Regions from separate parts of the Homo sapiens genome. Here region 1 is linked to region 2. The links are chromatin contacts, found by Hi-C or POLR2A ChIA-PET in ENCODE. All regions are on one chromosome and are shown on one strand. Each heading gives the region's core, a stretch centred on a gene start or an enhancer-like site at or near the end of the contact. The rest is flanking DNA. Distances are from core to core; before and after follow the strand shown. Region 1 overlaps EHD4 (EH domain containing 4). Region 2 holds the start of ITPKA (inositol-trisphosphate 3-kinase A).

Region 1 (2,997 bases), core at 361-2,860, 440 kb before region 2:
GGGGCTTCTCCCAGCTCACCCGCCCACTCACGTGGAGCCCTGGCGGGATTCGCTCCACTGCCCTGTGTCTTGATTTTCCCACTTATAGTAAATCTTGGAGCTTGTCCATGTCTGTACTTCGGAGCTGCCTCCCGCAGTCCATCATATAGATAGACCAGAATTAATAGGTGCCATCCTTTTGGTGGGTGACATTCAGGCTGTTCCTAATCTTTTGCCGTTACAAACAGTGCCACAGTGGATTTACACAGTTTAGCATGTACGGTGCAAGTGTATACAGTTGGCACGATAACGTGCAAATATATCTTGAAAATTGCTGAAAAGGGAGGAGCTTAAAAAAAAAAAGAAATTGCTGGCTGGGCGCGGCGGCTCACACCTGTAATCCCAGCACTTTGGGAGGCTGAGGTGGGCGGATCACGAGGTCAGGAGTTGGAGACCAGCCTGACCAACATGGTGAAACCCTGTCTCTACTAAAAATACAAAAATTAGCCAGGCGTGGTGGCGTGCGCCTGTAATCCCAGCTACTCAGGAGGCTGAGGCAGGAGAATCACTTGAACCTGGGAGGTGGAGGTTGCAGTGAGCTGAGATTGCGCCACTGCATTCCAGCCTGGGTGACAGAGCTAGACTCCGTCTCAAAAAAAAAAAAAAGAAATTGCTGAGTAGATTTTAAGTGTTCTTACCACAACAAAACAAGTATGTGAAGTAATGCATATGCTAATTGCACTGTCAATTTAGCCATTTCACATTGAATGCATATTTAATTTTGTTTTATTTTAATTTAATTTTACTTTATTTTATGTTTTATTTTATTTTGAGACAGGATCTCGAAGCTCCGTCACCCAGGCTGAAGTGCAGTGGCACGATCACAGCTCACTGCAGCCTTGACCTCCTGGGTTCAAGTGATCCTGCCACCTCAGCCTCCTGAGTAGCTGGGACTGTAGGCATGCACCACCATGCCCAGCTAATGTTTTGCATTTTTTGTAGAGATGGGGTTTCACCTTGTTGCCCAGGCTGGTCTCAAACTCCTAGGCTCAAGTGATTCACCTGCCTCAGCCTCCCAAAGTGGTGGGATTGCAGGCATGAGCCACTGCACCCAGCCTCAGTGTATACATATTTCAAAACAACATGTTGGACATGATAAATATATACAATTTTTCTTTATCAATGTAAAAAAATAAATGAAATAGAGACTAATCCAAAAAATGTGCAGATGTAACTCTAAGATGCATTCCTAGAGGTGGAATTTTGGAATCAAAAGGAGCGGCGGTCTTTTTATTATGTTAGCTGGTGCCAAAAATGCCACTGTAGAAGGCATGCCTGTTTACATGCCCACCATCTCATTATGATTCTAATTTTCATTCCTCATGGTTAGTGTGGTTGAGCATCTTTTCATGTATACCTTTTTAAAGTATTTCCTTTTCTGGAGGTATTTGACTGTTTTGAAATACTGTTGGTAACTACATGGGCTACTTTTAGCAAAATCAGTGAGTCATTTTTTTATAAGGAGCCCCGTGTGGATTCCCATGGTTCCCACTGACTGGGTCTTTCTTTCCATCTGTGACATAAGCCCAGAAATAACTGTCTCTGAGTAATAGTTTGGCTTGAGGAGCTGGTTAGCTGATAACTTAATTGCTAGAGCTGGTCTGCAGTGCCAGCTGTTGTCCACAGGCATGCAGGACACTTGTGCAATGCCAAGATGTTTGAAAAGAGGAACAGGGCAGGGCGAGGGGTGGGGTCTTCAGGTCAGAAGTTGCTTTCTAGCCCTTTATGACCCCAGTTGTCATCCCGTTGGTTTAACATTTCTCTTTAGAAAACTGTAGCCTGAAGAAACATTACCTTTGCCCTTCTGAACCACAGAATGACAAGATGCATTGTCACGGTCAAAGCCTTGCTTATAAATGTTTGACCTCATCACATTTGGGTGGAGTCTGTTGGCATTTTGCCTCAAGAAAATTCAGTGCAAGTAATGTTTGCCACGCCAACTCCGTCTGATTTATAGACATATTGTATGAGACTTTCTAGCCTGACTTATACACAAAGCCCACTTGAAAAATGAGGAATGGACAATTTCCATGTGCGTGACACGGGATTCCTGGATCTGTTCATCCTAATATATAATAATATCAGAAGGTTAGATGGGGTGACTTCTTAAGCATCCTTGGAAGTCATACATTCCACAACCCTTCCTCAGATAGTTTCTTTCAGTATAGAGTTGTTTGGAATTGGATGACAATAAGTTAAACTTTGGGGCAACTAATTACACCTATAGAAACATTCAAGGACCTTCAAATTGGCCCAAATGCTATATAGCACATGAATCCAGTAGAAGGGATGTAATAAAATGAAACTTACTGTTTGATAATTGTGTCATTTAGAGTTGTTCATTCAGTATTCCTGTAGCCATCTGAAGGGTCTACTGTAGCCATCTGAAGGGTCATCTTAGGCTGGCACTGTAACTAGTTCGTGTCTGTACTATACAGACGCTGAGCTAAATCGATTTTCCTGGGAATCTGGCTTTTTATTTCAAAGAAGCTTACTGTTTGGAACCACCCTATATAGCTAAAATTTAAGATCTAGAAAGAATCCTTTTTGATCATCTGACTCACAGGTATAGAAACTGAGGCCCAGCAGAATGAAATTGTTAAGCCAGGCTCCAGGACTTACAGGATTTTCTTGGTAGGTTTTTTTACCAACTTCCCTCTCCAGCAAAGAGCCTAAAATGACTGATAATACCATGTTGCTGTCTTTCTCCAGGGCTCAGCCTTCTTTAAATGGGCCTGCTTCTTCATCTGGTATTTAATCTGAGATGGAAAGTGAGATGCGAAACCCAATTTTCCCTTTCACTTGGTCACATGCCCAGAAGCAGCAGCGTTCAGTGGGCCGAGTACTGGCGTGGAACCTTCCTCTGTTCCCATGTCTGTGGCGTGGCACGAACCTGTGATGTGGGGCTCTCCCGCCCTTGCCCTGGAGGGGCCTTCAGGGACATGTGGCTCACCCATC
Region 2 (3,325 bases), core at 553-3,052:
TAGGCAAGGGTTACCCCAGAAACGATCCTGGGTCCGGGGCTGCTCTGACCACCGGGGAAGAAGGGGAAGCGGCAGGCTAGTGACCGAGCCGGCGCACCCAGCACCTGGCGGCGGGGGGTGTTCCTGCTCTGTGAGGCTTTTCCCCTCTGGTGTCACTGACAAACCCCATCGGCCTCCGGGCTTGTGAACCCCTGCAGGTCGCCACAGCTTCCCTGCCTTGTCCCAGCCGATTGTGCGGCGGAGCAGGCGCGCGGCCACAGCTCTCCCCGCCCCGCCGCGCCGACCCGGACTTATGGGCAGGCCCCAGACGCCCGAGGCCGGGGGCGCCCCTCGCCTCTTCCTCGGCCTCAGGGACACTTGCGAAACGTGGATCTAAAGAAAGTCCTTCGCGCTGACCACGGACAGTTATTCAAGGTATTTGGCCTTGGTTAAAACGAGGGGAACAAGGAGGGTGTCCCGGGAGCCGCACATCCCTAAGTGGCGGGCGTCAGGAATGACTTAACAGTGCCCAGGGCTGTGTTTTCCGAGGGTCAGACCTGGTCCCAGAACACCCAGGCTATCAGAGGCAGAGACTAGCAGAGTGATCCTGCCCCCTTGCAGCCTCAGTTTACCGCCCCTCTCTGCCGCGCTCAGGAGCGGCGAGCCGGGAAGATGGGAGGCAGGGCGCGCACTGGGTGGGCTGCGTTCCGCTCCCAGCCAGAGCTCCCAGGCCCACGCCCCTCCCTCCCCTGCGTCCACGCCTCGTGCGGGCGCTGGGAGCAGACGGCAGCGGCTCCCGAGCAGAGCCTGGAGCGCCGCTCCACTCCCACTCAGGAGAGGGAAACCGTGGCAACGGCGGGGGTGCGGCCGCGGCACCGGAGAGGGGGCGGGGGGTAAGGGAAACTCTCCTTCGCCTCTCTCCTTCCGAGGGTTCACCCGGCAAGGCTCAGCCCCTCCGATCCCTCCTGTCCTAACCCACAGCCAACAAGGTCCGCTACCCCCGCTTCGCCCAGTCCCCGCGGCGGGTCGCCTGCTCCTCGCCCCGCTTCTTAGACGCCCCAGGGCCAGCGCCACGACCCGCCGGCGGAGCCGAGGTGAAAGTTGCCCAGGCGAGAGGTCGGCCAGGCGCCTCCCTCTGACCCCCAGATTCCTCCTAAACCGCGAGAACAGGACCTTCCGCTGGAGGGAGCATGGACAGGAGCGGGTCCTCCGGGAGCACCCAGCCAGGTCCCCCGTGCAGCCCCCGCGCCCGGCGCTGGCCCCGCCCCCGCGGCCCGTACCTGACCCACGTCCTCGCCCGCTTCCAGCTGCACGTTGCCGCGGCTCCGGCTCTCACTGTCGCTCAGCAGGTCGTCCTCCGAGTCCTCGAGCAGCGACGAGGAGCCAGTGGAGGAGACCGACGAGGTGGAAAGGCGGCGCGGCTGCTGCAGGTGCGAAGAGCCCGCTGCCGGGAGGCAGTCCCTCTCCCGCTCCGGCGGCCCAGGGCTGGTCGGGGGCACGTCGGGCTCCTCGGCTGTCACGGTCAGCTGAGGGATCACCGGGGCCGGGGGAGCCCGCGGAAGCCCGTTGGGGACCTGTCCCCCACGCCGCTTGGCCCCGCGGGCCCGGGGCTCCCCCGCGGCGGCGGCCGCAGCGACCGCCGCACAGCGCGCCTCGAAGAGCAGGCGCAGCTCCCCGACACTCCGGCGCGGGGCCCGCTCCAGCCCCGGGCTGCAGGGCCTCGCGCCCCCCGGCCGCGCCATGCCCGTTGGGCCCCCGGGCAGGGTCATTTCCCAGTGCCGGCGCCGCCGCTGAGCCCACCAGCCCGCGGCGCGCCGGGGACTGGAGCGGCTCGGCGCCCCCGGCTGGAGACGGCCCCGGGGCGGAGCCTGCGCCGCTGCACGCCCGCGCCCCGCCTCGGCCGCGCCCCCCGCCCACTCCTTCCACTTTCAGAGAAAGCGCGGGCCTCCCAGGGCCCCTGCGAGGGAGAGAAGGCTCTCGGTGACTCCTCGGGGTGGCGGGGAAGTCCAGCCTCCGTAGGCACAAAACCTGGGCCCGGGCCCCGAGGCTTCGCTCCGCCTGCCCTCGGGGAGGTGGGAGGGGCCGCTCCGCGCTGGGGCCTCGCAGCCTTCCCGGGCTTCGCGGCTGGGAGAGATTCCTCCAGGCCGCTCCACAGGCCCTGTCCCCGCGCAGGAGAAGCTGGTCCTACTCTTGGTCCCCTACCCCGTTCCTCGGGTTCCTTTGCGTGTTCATCCCTCCCGGGCAAGGGCTTCAAGTCTCGGGGCCTTTCTCCGGCCCGAGCTCCTGAGCAGAGTTGAAGGCCCCCGGCTTCCCGAAGAAGCCCCACCCCAGGGCGTGCACCCAAGTGGAGACTCTGCCCCAGGGACTAGCTGAGGCTGCTCCCCGCAAGTTCCCCACTTCCCGGCGGGCAGAGAACAAGGTCAGGGGGCGGGGCCTGGATCTGTCCCCATGGCCCAGCCTAGTCCCGGGCTGCATCTCCCCCGCTGCTGGGTGGCAGGAGCTGAGCCCGCCTTCCTCCTCCTCTGTTATAGGAGCTCGGGGCTTGGAGTCCGCCGTGTGGCGTTCAGCAAGTCATTTCACCTCCCTCGACTGCGGATTCTCCCGTTGCTGCGAGAATAAAATAAAAGACTTGAAATCAGGTACACCACACTCTAGATGTGATTTGTAGGCAGTCCCTTTACTCCCTCCGTATATTTCTGCATTTGTACATTTAGAAAAACCTCATCCAACCCACAGAGTTGTGTCTGTAAAACTAGGAAGACAGCACTGATGTTTAAGAGTTTCAGACACTGCAAAGTGCTTATCAGTGTCATTCCATGTGGATCTTCGGCCACTTCCCATGTTGGTAGTCAGCTGACCGACCGGCGAGGCTGCTTTGAGGAGAAGCCACTGTTTCCTATCTTACCATAGTGCCACAGGAGTGAGGGTCCCCCCTCAGGCACTCAGTGTCTGGGGATGGCTGGGGCCCTGGAGACAGAGCAGCCCCAGAAGGATTGCCTTGGATGCTGAGATGGCCGCAGGAGGGGCTTTCCTTCCCTTCTCTCCCCTCAGCCAGGGCTCAGGAATGGCCCAGGAGAAGGAAAGAAGAAGGTTCAGTGGGAAGACGGGAATCTTCGGCAAAGCATAGTGGCTCAGGCTTGTAACCCCAGCACTTTGGGAGGGCAAGGCGGGCAGATTGCTTGATCCCAGGAGTTCGAGACCAGCCTGGGCAACATGGCAAAACCCTGTCTCTACTAAAAATACAGAATATTAGGCAGGTGTGGTGGTGTGCACTTGTAGTCTCAGCTACTCGGGGAGAGGCTGAAGTGGAAGGATCACTTGAGCCTGGGAGGTCGAGGCTGCAGTG

The links. Hi-C counts contacts between places; a loop is a spot of excess contacts on that map. ChIA-PET counts read pairs that join two places held with the same protein, here RNA polymerase II (POLR2A). Pooled maps may share reads with other maps.
Region 1: a loop to region 2 is called in a pooled map, with 3 times the contacts of the local background. The contact joins the enhancer-like site here to the promoter of ITPKA in region 2. A Hi-C loop is called at or near these places in 1 of 37 single-sample maps with no recorded cell type and 8 of 50 pooled maps. POLR2A ChIA-PET finds 5 or more read pairs at or near these places in 1 of 52 experiments (activated CD4-positive, alpha-beta T cell).

What each region holds. Positions count from the first base shown.
Region 1 is chr15:41,929,329-41,932,325 of GRCh38, reverse strand. All of the region lies in intron 3 of EHD4 (EH domain containing 4), which reads left to right. Among named protein-coding and RNA genes, the nearest start is that of EHD4-AS1, 9.4 kb to the right of the region's middle. RefSeq lists enhancers at 2,717-2,846, 2,867-2,946, 2,909-2,997. Within about 2 kb of position 1,610, at least 23 of the 41 ENCODE cell types and tissues checked have a DNase peak (open chromatin) inside an H3K27ac peak, as active enhancers do.
Region 2 is chr15:41,492,351-41,495,675 of GRCh38, reverse strand. It overlaps ITPKA (inositol-trisphosphate 3-kinase A), which reads right to left and starts at 1,802. Exons shown (of 7, transcript NM_002220.3): 1 at 1,260-1,802. The coding sequence starts at 1,748. RefSeq lists silencers at 1,183-1,232, 1,343-1,522, 1,543-2,162 and enhancers at 1,899-2,399, 2,400-2,900.